Regions from separate parts of the Homo sapiens genome. Here region 1 is linked to region 2. A link is an interaction called in ENCODE POLR2A ChIA-PET data of the cell type or tissue named here. Cell type or tissue: endothelial cell of umbilical vein. All regions are shown on one strand. Each heading gives the region's core, and the rest is flanking DNA. Links, peaks and the distances in the headings are about the cores only. Region 1 overlaps TAF5 (TATA-box binding protein associated factor 5). Region 2 overlaps WBP1L (WW domain binding protein 1 like).

Region 1 (5,375 bases), core at 191-5,190, 610 kb after region 2:
CTGGGATTACAGGCGGGAGCCACCGCACCCGGCGGCTCATACTCGTAATCCCAGCACTTTGGGAGGCAGGTGGATCACTTGTGGTCAGGAGTTTGAGACTAGCCTGGTCAACATAGTGAAACCCCGTCTCTACTAAAAATACAAAAATTAGCTGGGCATAGTGGTGCATGCCTGTAATCCCAGCTACTTAGGAGGCTGAGGCAGGAGAATCGCTTGAACCCGAGATGGGGAGGTTGCAGTGAGCCGAGATTGTGCATTGCACTACAGCCTGGGCGACAAGAGTGAAACTCCATCTTAAAAAGAAAAAAAAAAAAGACTACGTGGGCCAGGTGTGGTGCCTCATGCCTGTAATTCCAACACTTTGGGAGGCCGAGGCGGGAGGATCACAAGGTCAAGATATCAAGACCATCCTGGCCAACATGGTGAAACCCTGTCTCTACTGAAAATATGAAAATTAGCTGGGCATGGTGGCACACGCTTGTAGTCCCAGCTACTTGGGAGGCCGAGGCAAGACACTCGCCTGCGAGGTGGAGGTTGCAGTGAGCCGAGATCTCCCCACCGCCCTCCAGCCTGGCGACAGAGCCAGACTCCCTCTCAAAAAAAAAAAAAAAAGATTATGTGATTGTGTTGAGGAAGAGACAGTGGGAAGAAAGAGACAACAGTCTGAGAAACAACTCACCTGTGGGCTTTAACAATACAGCCATAGTCACATGGTCATAATAGGTCATTTTCTTAAAAGTTTTTTGTTTTTTAAATAGTTGGAAGTGTTGCTGTGGAAGACCAGCCAGATGTCAGTGCCGTGTTGTCAGCCTACAACCAACAAGGAGATCCCACAATGTATGAAGAATACTATAGTGGACTGAAACACTTCATTGAATGTTCCCTGGACTGCCATCGGGCAGAGTTGTCCCAACTTTTTTATCCTCTGTTTGTGCACATGTACTTGGAGCTAGTCTACAATCAACATGAGAATGAAGCAAAGTCATTCTTTGAGAAGTATGTAAATTTTTACATATATATATATACACACATACGTAGTGTGTGTGTGTGCGTGCATATGTTTTCACATCTGTAACCACAAAAATGTAAGACTGCAACTTAAAAAGTACGTTGTGAAGGAGAGGTACCTGAGGCTATGAGAACTTAAAATGTGGGGTTTGATCTAGCTGGAGAAGTCAGAGAAGGCTTCCAGAGGAAATGATACTTGAAGTGAGATTTGAGATCTGAAGATTAGGTAGGAGTTAACCAGATGAAGAGAAGAGGGAAAAGCATGTGTAAAAGCTCTCTGGTGGGAAGGATCCTGGTAGGTACAGAGGCTGAAAGATGGCCAGGGTAGCTGGAGCAGAGAATGGGATGGGGGTGTGGTATACTATGAAGCTGGGAATTGGTTAGGGACTGGAACAGTAGGCAGGTTCTATTGTTAAAGTGAAGGCATTGAAAAAAAAGGATAGGCAGGTTTTTGGGCCATGTTGAGGGTCTTTGTTTATCCTAAGAGCAGTAGGGAGTTGTATTGGATAGGATTAGATTTGGTTGAGAGTCACTGAAAACTCATCAACAATGGCATAAATAAAAGTTTATTTTTGCCTTTATCTTAAGAAAACTAGGAAGCAGTGTTAGGATTCGATTAGAATAAGAGTAACTGAGAACCCAAACAACAGAGGTTTAAATACAATAAAAGTTTGTTTATTTTTCTCGTAAATGTGGGACATTCGGGATTGGTGTGGTGGGTTCTTCATTACCAGGGCCCCAAGCTCCCTCGGTCTTGTTGCTCTCTCATGCTTTTCATGCAATTTCCACCTTGTGGCATAAGATGGTTTTCCTGCTCTAAGCAGTCACATCAGTGTGCCAGTCAGCAGGTAGGGCACACGGAAACTGCACACACTTCTTCCTTTTATATCTTAACAGTCAGTGGCCACACCTAGCTACAAGGGAAATAAGAAATGTAGTCTTTACCTAAGTGTCTATGTGCCCAGCTGATATTCAGGTTTTCTTTTATGGAGGAAGACAGGAAAAATGGATATTTGGGGAGAGCGAAGCCTTTTTGCTACAGAGTCATTTCTGCTACAGAGTCATTAAAGGACCATGTCGTTATTAGATATATACTTTGAAAGGACCTTTATGCAGTGGGGAAAACAAATGGGGGATAGAATGACTATAGGGACAAGTTTTGGAAGTTATTGCAGTGGTTCTCAACTGGAGGTGGAATTGCTCCTTCCACTAGACCATTTGAAAATGTGTAGAGGTGGCCCGGCGCTGCGGCTCACGCCTTTAATCCCAGCACTTTGGGAGGCTGAGGCGGGTGGATCACTTTGACCTCAGGAGTTTGAGACCAGCCTGGTGAGACCTAGTCTCTTCAAAAAAATGCAAAAATTAGCTGGGTGTGGTAGCTCACTCCTGTAATCCCAGCTATTTGGGAGGCTGAGGCTGGAGAATCGCTTGAACCTGGGAGATAGAGGTTGCAGTGAGCTGAGATTGCATCTCTGCACTCTAGCCTAGATGACAAGAGTGAGACCCTGTCTCAAAAAAAAAAAAAAAAAAAAAGAAAATGTGTGGAGGCATTTTTGGTTGTCATAATGACTGGGCGGAGGAGCAGGAATACTAAATGTTCTAATATGTGCACCTAGGTAGTCCCACTTTACAAAGAATTATCCTGCCCAAAATGTTAATAGCACCCTTATTGAGAAGCACTGGACTAGGTTGTGGTGGAGGTGAAGAGAAGTAGACAAAGTCATGAGACACTTGATAGATTGGCTAGGGAGGTGAGGGAGATGGAGATATCATTGAAATCTCCAGTTTTCTGGCCGTTCTAGCTGGATAGGGGAGCCAATTCCTGACACAGAAAACCCTAGAAGAGGACTTGATTTGTCAGCCTTGGAATAATTTTGAGTTCTGATTTGAATATGCCTTTGACTCATTTAAGAAATGTCAAGTTGATAGGTAGATGATATATGAGAGCTCAGAACAGAGGTAGGGACTAGAACTATTAATTGGAGTTGTGTGCAATATTGATGGATATGGATGAGGTTGACTAGGGGAGAGTATGAAATAAGTCAGTCAGTGGGCTAGGCCCAAGGAGCTCCAAATTTAATGGCCAAGTAGAAGAGATACACAGGAAGAAAACCAGGGGAGGGCTGAGTTATAGAAGCCAAGGGAAAGGAGTATTTAAGAAGGAGGCAGGCTGGGTGTGGTAGCTCATGCCTGTAATCCCAGCACTTTGGGAGGCTGAGGTGGGCAGATCACCTGAGGTCAGGAGTTTGAGACCAGCCTGGCCAACATAACAAAACCCTGTCTCTACTAAAAATACAAAAATTAGCCGGGCGTGGTGGCAGACACTTGTAATCCCAGCTGCTTGGGAGGCCGAGGCAGGAGAATCACTTGAATCTGGGAGGCAGAGGTTGCAGTGAGCTGAGATTGCGCCATTACACTCCAGCCTTGGCGAAGAGTGAAAGTCTATCTCAAAAAAAAAAAAAGGAGGCCGTGCTTAGCAGTGTGAATAATTTTTTTTTTTTGAGATGGAGTTTTGCTCTTGTCACCCAGGCTGGCATGCAGTGGCGCCATCTCGGCTCACTGCAACCTCCGCCTCCTAGGTTCAAGCAATTCTCCTGCCTCAGCCTCCCAAGTAGCTGGGATTACAGGCATGCATCACCATGCCTGGCTAATTTTGTATTTTTAGTAGAGACAGGGTTTCTTCATGTTGGTCAGGCTGGTCTTGAACTCCCGACCTCAGGTGATCTGCCCACCTTGGCCTTCCAAAGTGCTGGGATTACAGGTGTGAGACACTGGGCCTGGCCTGAATGAGAAATGTTTAATACAAGCAACAGAGCCTGAAGTCAAGATTTATCACTTAACACAGGGTAGTAGTAATAGAGGAACAGTAGAACTTAGCACCCCTGGCTTCTATGCCATTATAGTAAATTCATTATATTAGGATGCCTAATAGGAAGTATATAAGGCAAAATGTTCTGTAGCCAAGTGCTTTTGAAAAAAAAAAAAATAAGAAAGGCTGATGACAGAACTTCTACCCTAGAAGCTAATTTCTCTTTAAAGTACTGTCATCTAAACACTCCATCCTTGGCAACATAGATACTGTCACTTAAAAAAACAAAAACATAGCCTGGGCAAAAGAACGAGATCCTGCTTCTACAAAAAGTAAACAAAAATTGAGCCGGGCATGGTGGCTCATGCCTGTAATCCCACACTTTGAGAAGCCAAGGCGGGCAGAATGCCTGAGCTCAGGAGTTCGAGACCATCCTGGCCAACATGGTGAAACCCCATCTCTACTCAAATACAAAAGATTAGCCAGCCATGGTGGCACGTGCCTGTAGTCCCAGCTGCTCAGGAGGCTGAAGCATGAGAATTGCTTGAGCCCTGGAGGTGGAGGTTGCAGCGAGCTGAGATCGCGTAAACAAAAATTAGTGGAGTATGGTGGCACAGCAGTCCTAGCTACTCGGGAGACTGAGGCAAGAGGAATCCCTGAACCCAGGAGTTTCAGGCTGCATTGAACCACTGCACTCCAGCTTAGGCTTCAGAGCAAGAACCTGTCTCTAAAAAAGAAGGAAAAACCTTTTTGCTCTTCCTGTCTCATGGTGTAGCTGTCTCCCCACATAGGAAGCTGGAACGTCATAGGGGATTCTCTGTCTTCCCATTATGGACAGTCTCACCCCTTGCCAGGACCCCATCACCACAGGAGGATAATGGGCAGTTACTGATATAAGAGGCTGAGATTTCTAATTTTATTCAAATCTTAGATCATATATTGATGAGTTGTAATGGGGTAACATAGTTAACAGTTTAGAAATCTGTTGACTATGTGCTTATCAGAGCTGGAGCCCTAATATGTTTAGTCATTGTTTTAAAAATGTTTTTGCATTGATTGCTGTTTTTAGTGAATGCCAAATATATTGTCTTTAATTTTATTTTCTTAGGAAAATTAAGCGTTGTAAAAACAAAAGTACATTTAAGTTTACTAGTTGTTATCAAGGCTAAAGGCTTTATTTTATTGTCTTTGGTAATAGTTGTTGATACCAAACAATGAGTACTTCCACTTTGTTGTTTAGTGATCATATTAAAGTATTGATATTTTAAAAATGTCTGGTACATGTTTCCAATAAATATAGGAAATCATTAAAAATGATGGGTTTTATGAGAATGTTATATATTGATTATTGTTGAGATGCTGAGTACTGTGTACATTGAGTTCATTATACTCTTTTTTATGCCTTTGAAATTTTCATAATAAAACTTTTAAAAGTGGGTTTTGAGAAACCATAACATTTAGTAAAGCAAGGGTTCTTATATTTTCAAATGTCTACCAGTTTCTTTTAAATGTCTCCATTCTAAAGAAACTGTCTACCAATGGTGGGTATATTATTTTT
Region 2 (5,375 bases), core at 174-5,173:
CAAATCCAAAAACGATTGCTAGGGAGTTAGACCATGGCCCAGCTCTGCTTTGAGAAAGGGAATTTTGCTTTTGAGATGATTGAAGTGCTTTAAATTCCTCAGCTGAGAAATGAGAGATGTACAGATAATGAGACACACGGAGGCTTTGCCGCATCAGACTTCATGAGCTTGGAGAACATGCAGGTGCTCTTCTGACCTCTTAGCTGTTTGTCAGGTTTCTATGACCAGGCAGGTGTTACCAGCACTAATGTTTAGGGATTCAGCTATATTTTAGCTTCATTTTTATGATCCTTTTTTTTTCCAGACAGGATCTTGCACAGGCTGGAGTGCAGTGGTGTGATCACAGCTCACTGCAGCCTCAACCTCCCTGGACACTCAGTTGATCCTCCTACCTCACCCTCCCCAGCAACTAGGACTACAGTCATGTGCCATCACGCCCGACTAATTTTTGTATTTTTTTTGTGGAGATGGAGTTTTGCCATGTTGCCAGACTGGTCTCGAACTCCTGGGCTCAAGTGATCCACCCTCCTTGGCCTCCCAAAGTGCTGGCATTACAGGCATGTGCCACCACACCCAGCCAGGATCCTCTCTTTAGTCACGTCTTTATCTCTTCATTCATGTGACGATCTTTTCTTGAGGGCCTGCTTTGTGCAAGGCATCGTGCTTGGTCCTGTGAGGGATATGGAAGTGAACGTTTCACATCTTACCCCTAAGTTGCTTACTTTAGAGGAGAAGGTAGGGCTGAGAAGAAATATCTAAAACATAAAGTGTGAAATGGCTTTGTTGAGTTTATGAGTTGCATGTAAGAAGTGAGTGGATTTTCCTATAAAAGCACAACCAAGATGATTGCTTTCTGGACAGTGAGAATGCTTAGAGCACCCAGAACTGCTTCTAAGGACTCAGAGAGAGTTGAGATGTCTGTCATAAAATGACCTTGCTGTTAGCCTTTTTCTTGGGTCAGCCACCATTGTACCCACATTCCCACTTAATATAGACCATGTCTCTCTTTATCTCACCCAAAGTTTAAATAACAGTGAAAGATGAAATCAGATTGGTGGAGACCTGGAAGCTTAATTTTCCTAATGGTTCTCTTTCCAAATTACATCTGGCCGAGGCAGGAGGATCACTTGAACCTAGGAGTTCGAGACCAGCCTTGGCAACATAGGAAGACCCTGCCTCTATAAAGATTAAAAAAAATTAGCCAGGGCCAGGTGCAGTGGCTCACATCTGTAATCCCAGCACTTTGGGAGGCCGAGGCAGGCGGATCACCTCAGGTCGGGAGTTTGAGACCAGCCTGACCAACATGGAAAAACCCCATCTCTACTAAAAATACAAAAATTAGCTGGGCATGGTGCGCATGCCTGTAATCTCAGCTACTCAGGAAGCTGAGGTAGGAGAATTTCTTGAACCCGGGAGGCGGAGGTTGCAGTTAGCTGAGATCGCACCATTGCACTCCAGCCTGGGCAACAAGAGCGAAACTCTGTCTCAAAAAAAAAAAAAAAAAAAAAGGAAAAAAAATAAGTTGGGCATTGTAGTAAACGCCTGTAGTCTCAGCTACTTGGGAGGCTGAGGTGGGAGGATTGCTTGTGCCTGCGAGGTTGGAGGCTACAGTGAGCCATGATCGCACCACTGCAGTCCAGCTTGGGTGACAGAGCAAGATCCTGTCTCAAAAACAAAAAGCCGGCCTGGCCAACATGGTGAAACCATGTCTCTATTGAAAATACAAAAATTAGCTGGGCATGGTGGCACGAGCCTGTAGTCCTAGCTACTTGGGAGGCTGAGCAGGAGAATTGCTTGAACTCAGGAGGCGGAGGTTGCAGTGAGCCGAGATTGCGCCTCTGCACTCCAGCCTGAGCGACAGAGCGAGACTCTGTCTCAAAAAAAAAAAAAGCAAAAAACAAATTTCATCTGAGTGTGTTTCATGTAGTTGGTGTGATCTACATCCCTCCTTTTGTTCTTATTCCGATCTTTGGTTTGGAGAGCAATTGTGAGGAGGCATGAAATGTATCTGGAGATAGCTATGAGCTGCAGCCTGCTGATTTTCATGTAATTCTTGGCTACTTGCCAGTATGGTTGGGGTTAAACTGTTTCCAGGGTAGGAAAAACACGAACCTAGCATTTTGATATGAAAACAAACAAGGCTACTTTGTACTTGATGAAGCTCAAGTTGCAGATCCAGTGAGAGCCCATTAACTATTGGTGAAGGCCCACTGACAGTGTTGAGTTTCAGAGACCCCTGCACATTCTGGAGATGGCAGCGAATTGTTGTGCAGCCTACGAAAGTAATAAATATTTCTGCAGTGATTGTCAACAACAAAATGATTTTCTTGTTTGGGGGGTGGGGAGGCAAGAGGCAGAAACCTTAGGAAGCTGTTGCAAACCAGTTTCAGCTTCTGCTACTTTTATTTCTTTCCATTTAAAGCTGGGTGCAGTGGCACATGCCTGTAGTCCCAGTTACTCAGGAGCCTGAGGTGGGAGGCTCACTTGAACCCAGGATTTTGAGGCTGCAGTGTATTATGATGGCCCCTGTAAGTAGCCACTGCACCCCAGCCAGGGCAACATAATGAGACCCTGTCTCTCAAAAAAAATAAAAGACTGAGGCTGCACCAATGACATGGGGTGGAGTCAGGAACCTAGGACTCTTTCTGGCCCACTTTGGAGACCGAGAGCAGGATTCTGTGAGGTTGAGGTCAATGACTGGGAAAGCCCCAAAGTTCTCATCTGTATCTTCCTTCCACCTCCCCCAACCTCTGCAATAAAACAAAATCAACTCCAAGATTGACCATATTTTAGTAGTAAATATCAAACAAGCAAAATGAGGGCCTAAAATACTCCACTAAAATAGAAATTCCTATATTTGATATTCATGCTGCTACTGTAATCATCAGAAAGAAAAACTGTGCTGGTCAAAGATACTCACTCATTAGATGTGTACATGTGTAGGGCCTTGACATTCTACCCCCAACTAATCTTTGCGTCATCTTTTTCTGCCTTTGGACGTATGCCCCATGCGTCCTTGTTTCCATACTTTTATTCATGCTCTGCTCTGCGTAGTGTGCTCATTTTATCCACTGAAACCCTACGTATTATTTCAGTATCCATCTCTTTGGGGTTTTTTAGTTTGTTTGCTTTTTGAGACGAATTCTTGCTCTGTTGCCCAGGCTGACATGCATTGGCATGATCTCGGCTCACTGCAACCTCCGCCTCCTGGGTTCAAGCGATTCGTTCTCCTGCCTCAGCCTCCCAAGTAGCTGAGTTTACAGGCATGTGCCACCATGCCCGGCTAATTTTTATATTTTTAGTAGAGGCTGGTTTTGCCATGTTTGCCAGGCTGGTCTTGAACTCCTGATCTCAGATGTTCCACCCACCTTGGCTTCCTAAAGTGCTTGAGCCATTGCGCCTGGCATTAGTTTTTTGTTTTTTTTTTTTTTTTTTTTTTTTTGAGACGGAGTCTCGCTCTGTCGCCCAGGCTGGACTGCGGACTGCAGTGGCGCAATCTCGGCTCACTGCAAGCTCCGCTTCCCGGGTTCAACGCCATTCTCCTGCCTCAGCCTCCCCAGTAGCTGTGACTACAGGCGCCCGCCACCGCGCCCGGCTAATTTTTTTTTGTATTTTTAGTAGAGACGGGGTTTCACCTTGTTAGCCAGGATGGTCTCGATCTCCTGACCTCATGATCCACCCGCCTCGGCCTCCCAAAGTGCTGGGATTACAGGCGTGAGCCACCGCGCCCGGCCAGTTTTTTTTTTTTTTTGAGACAGAGTCTCGCTCTGTCCCCCAGGCTGGAGTGCAGTGGTGTGATCTCGGCTCACTGAAAGCTCCACCTCCCGGGTTCATGCCATTCTCCTGCCTCAGCCTCCCAAGTAGCTGGGACTACAGGTGCCTGCCACCACGCCCGGCTAATTTTTTGTATTTTTTAGTAGAGACGGGGTTTCACCGTGTTAGCCAGGATGGTCTTGATCTCCTGACCTCGTGATCCACCTGCCTCAGCCTCCCAAAGTGCTGAGATTACAGGCTTGAGCCATTGCGCTTGGCCTCGTTTGTTTTTCAAGAGAAAAGGTCTCACTCTGATACCCAGGCTAGAGTGCAGTGGTATAATCACAGCTCACTACAACCTCAACTTCTTGGGCTCAAGTGATCCTCCTGCCTCAGCCTACTGAGTAGCTGAACCTACAAGGTGTACGCCGCCATGCCTGGCTAATTTCTTAATTTTTGTAGAAACAGGGTCTCCCTATGTTGCTCAGGCTGGTCTTGAAATCCTGGCCTCAAGTGATCATCCCACATCAGCCTCCTGAAGTGTTGGGGAACCACTGTGTTCAGCTCTTGATAAAATTTTCTTTGAAAACAAAAACCTTCTTTGGCCATTCTGTCCCTCAACAGCATCCCTTCTTTGTTTTCTTTTTTCTTTCTTTTTTTTTTTTTTACTGGAAGCTGAGAGGATCATCCAGCATCTCTTCTTTGAGCTCCTCTTGTGTGACTGTGTTTGTCCCTCGCCTCACCATGTTTATCATAGAGTGCGTATGTTTGTTTCTGTGTAACTAACTAAATAAATCCTCCAGGGCAAGACTGATTCATCCAACAGTACATCTTTGTTATCCCCACAGCACATCCTGGGTGGACTGGATGCAACTGTAAATATCAGGTCACAAGTAAGGGGGAAGTGACGATTAATATCAAAATCCTATCTGCATATGTGTCCAAGCCATTTTGGAGTCATACAGACCTGGTTGAGATTCTGGCTGCACTGCCTATTAGGTGTGTGTCCTTGAACGAGTTACCTAACGTCACTGTGTAAAATATGAGATGTCACCATCTGTTGGAATCTTCCCTCTCTGAAATACATGATTTGATGTTTAGCAAAGGATTACATACTGCAGTTAAGAACCGTTTACCTAACTCTCTTTCCTGAAAGACTCAGTAGTAGGAAAGCACCATGGGTTTTTATAGATACCTTGTGGAAGAGATAAGCTCTGTGACTTGTAAAACGCCTTGTCCTGCCCAGAAGCAGGAGAGGTGTGTGTTTTCTTGCCTCAGCAGGCCTGCTACATGCCTGCCTTTGTCCAGCCCCAGGACATAGATAAAGCTAGTGTTCTTGGTTTCTAGCAGTTAAGCAACCTATAGTGTTTCTGCCTGGCAGAGTTCTGGGTTTGGGATTTATCCCCTTGCATTCCCCAAAATTATTACTTCAGGATTCTTTTGTTAATGCCTAGCCTCACACCCATGACATGAAGATGTCTCAGTTTAACTTTTGTTGTGACACTCATGTTGGTTTGAGGTTTGAGTTAGTATTCATTCTCTCCTTTCTTGAGTTAGAACTCTGAGGCATTTAAATGGGTGCGTGCCCAAACCGGAGAAAGATAAGAAAGATCTCTTATCTT

The links. Peaks named below come from ENCODE experiments on the same cell type or tissue, not always from the same donor. Only the 100,000 strongest peaks of a DNase experiment are listed, where the experiment ranks them.
Region 1: POLR2A ChIA-PET joins it to region 2 with 8 read pairs; 2 of 35 experiments call an interaction of 5 or more read pairs at or near these places.

The regions. Positions count from the first base shown.
Region 1 is chr10:103,372,600-103,377,974 of GRCh38, forward strand. TAF5 (TATA-box binding protein associated factor 5) reads left to right here. Exons shown (of 11, transcript NM_006951.5): 2 at 759-996. Among named protein-coding and RNA genes, the nearest start is that of TAF5, 7.3 kb to the left of the region's middle. In endothelial cell of umbilical vein, for the core only: no CTCF peak of the experiment used is centred there; no DNase peak of the experiment used is centred there.
Region 2 is chr10:102,764,955-102,770,329 of GRCh38, forward strand. All of the region lies in intron 1 of WBP1L (WW domain binding protein 1 like), which reads left to right. Among named protein-coding and RNA genes, the nearest start is that of WBP1L, 24 kb to the left of the region's middle. In endothelial cell of umbilical vein, for the core only: no CTCF peak of the experiment used is centred there; a DNase peak (open chromatin) is centred at 2,087.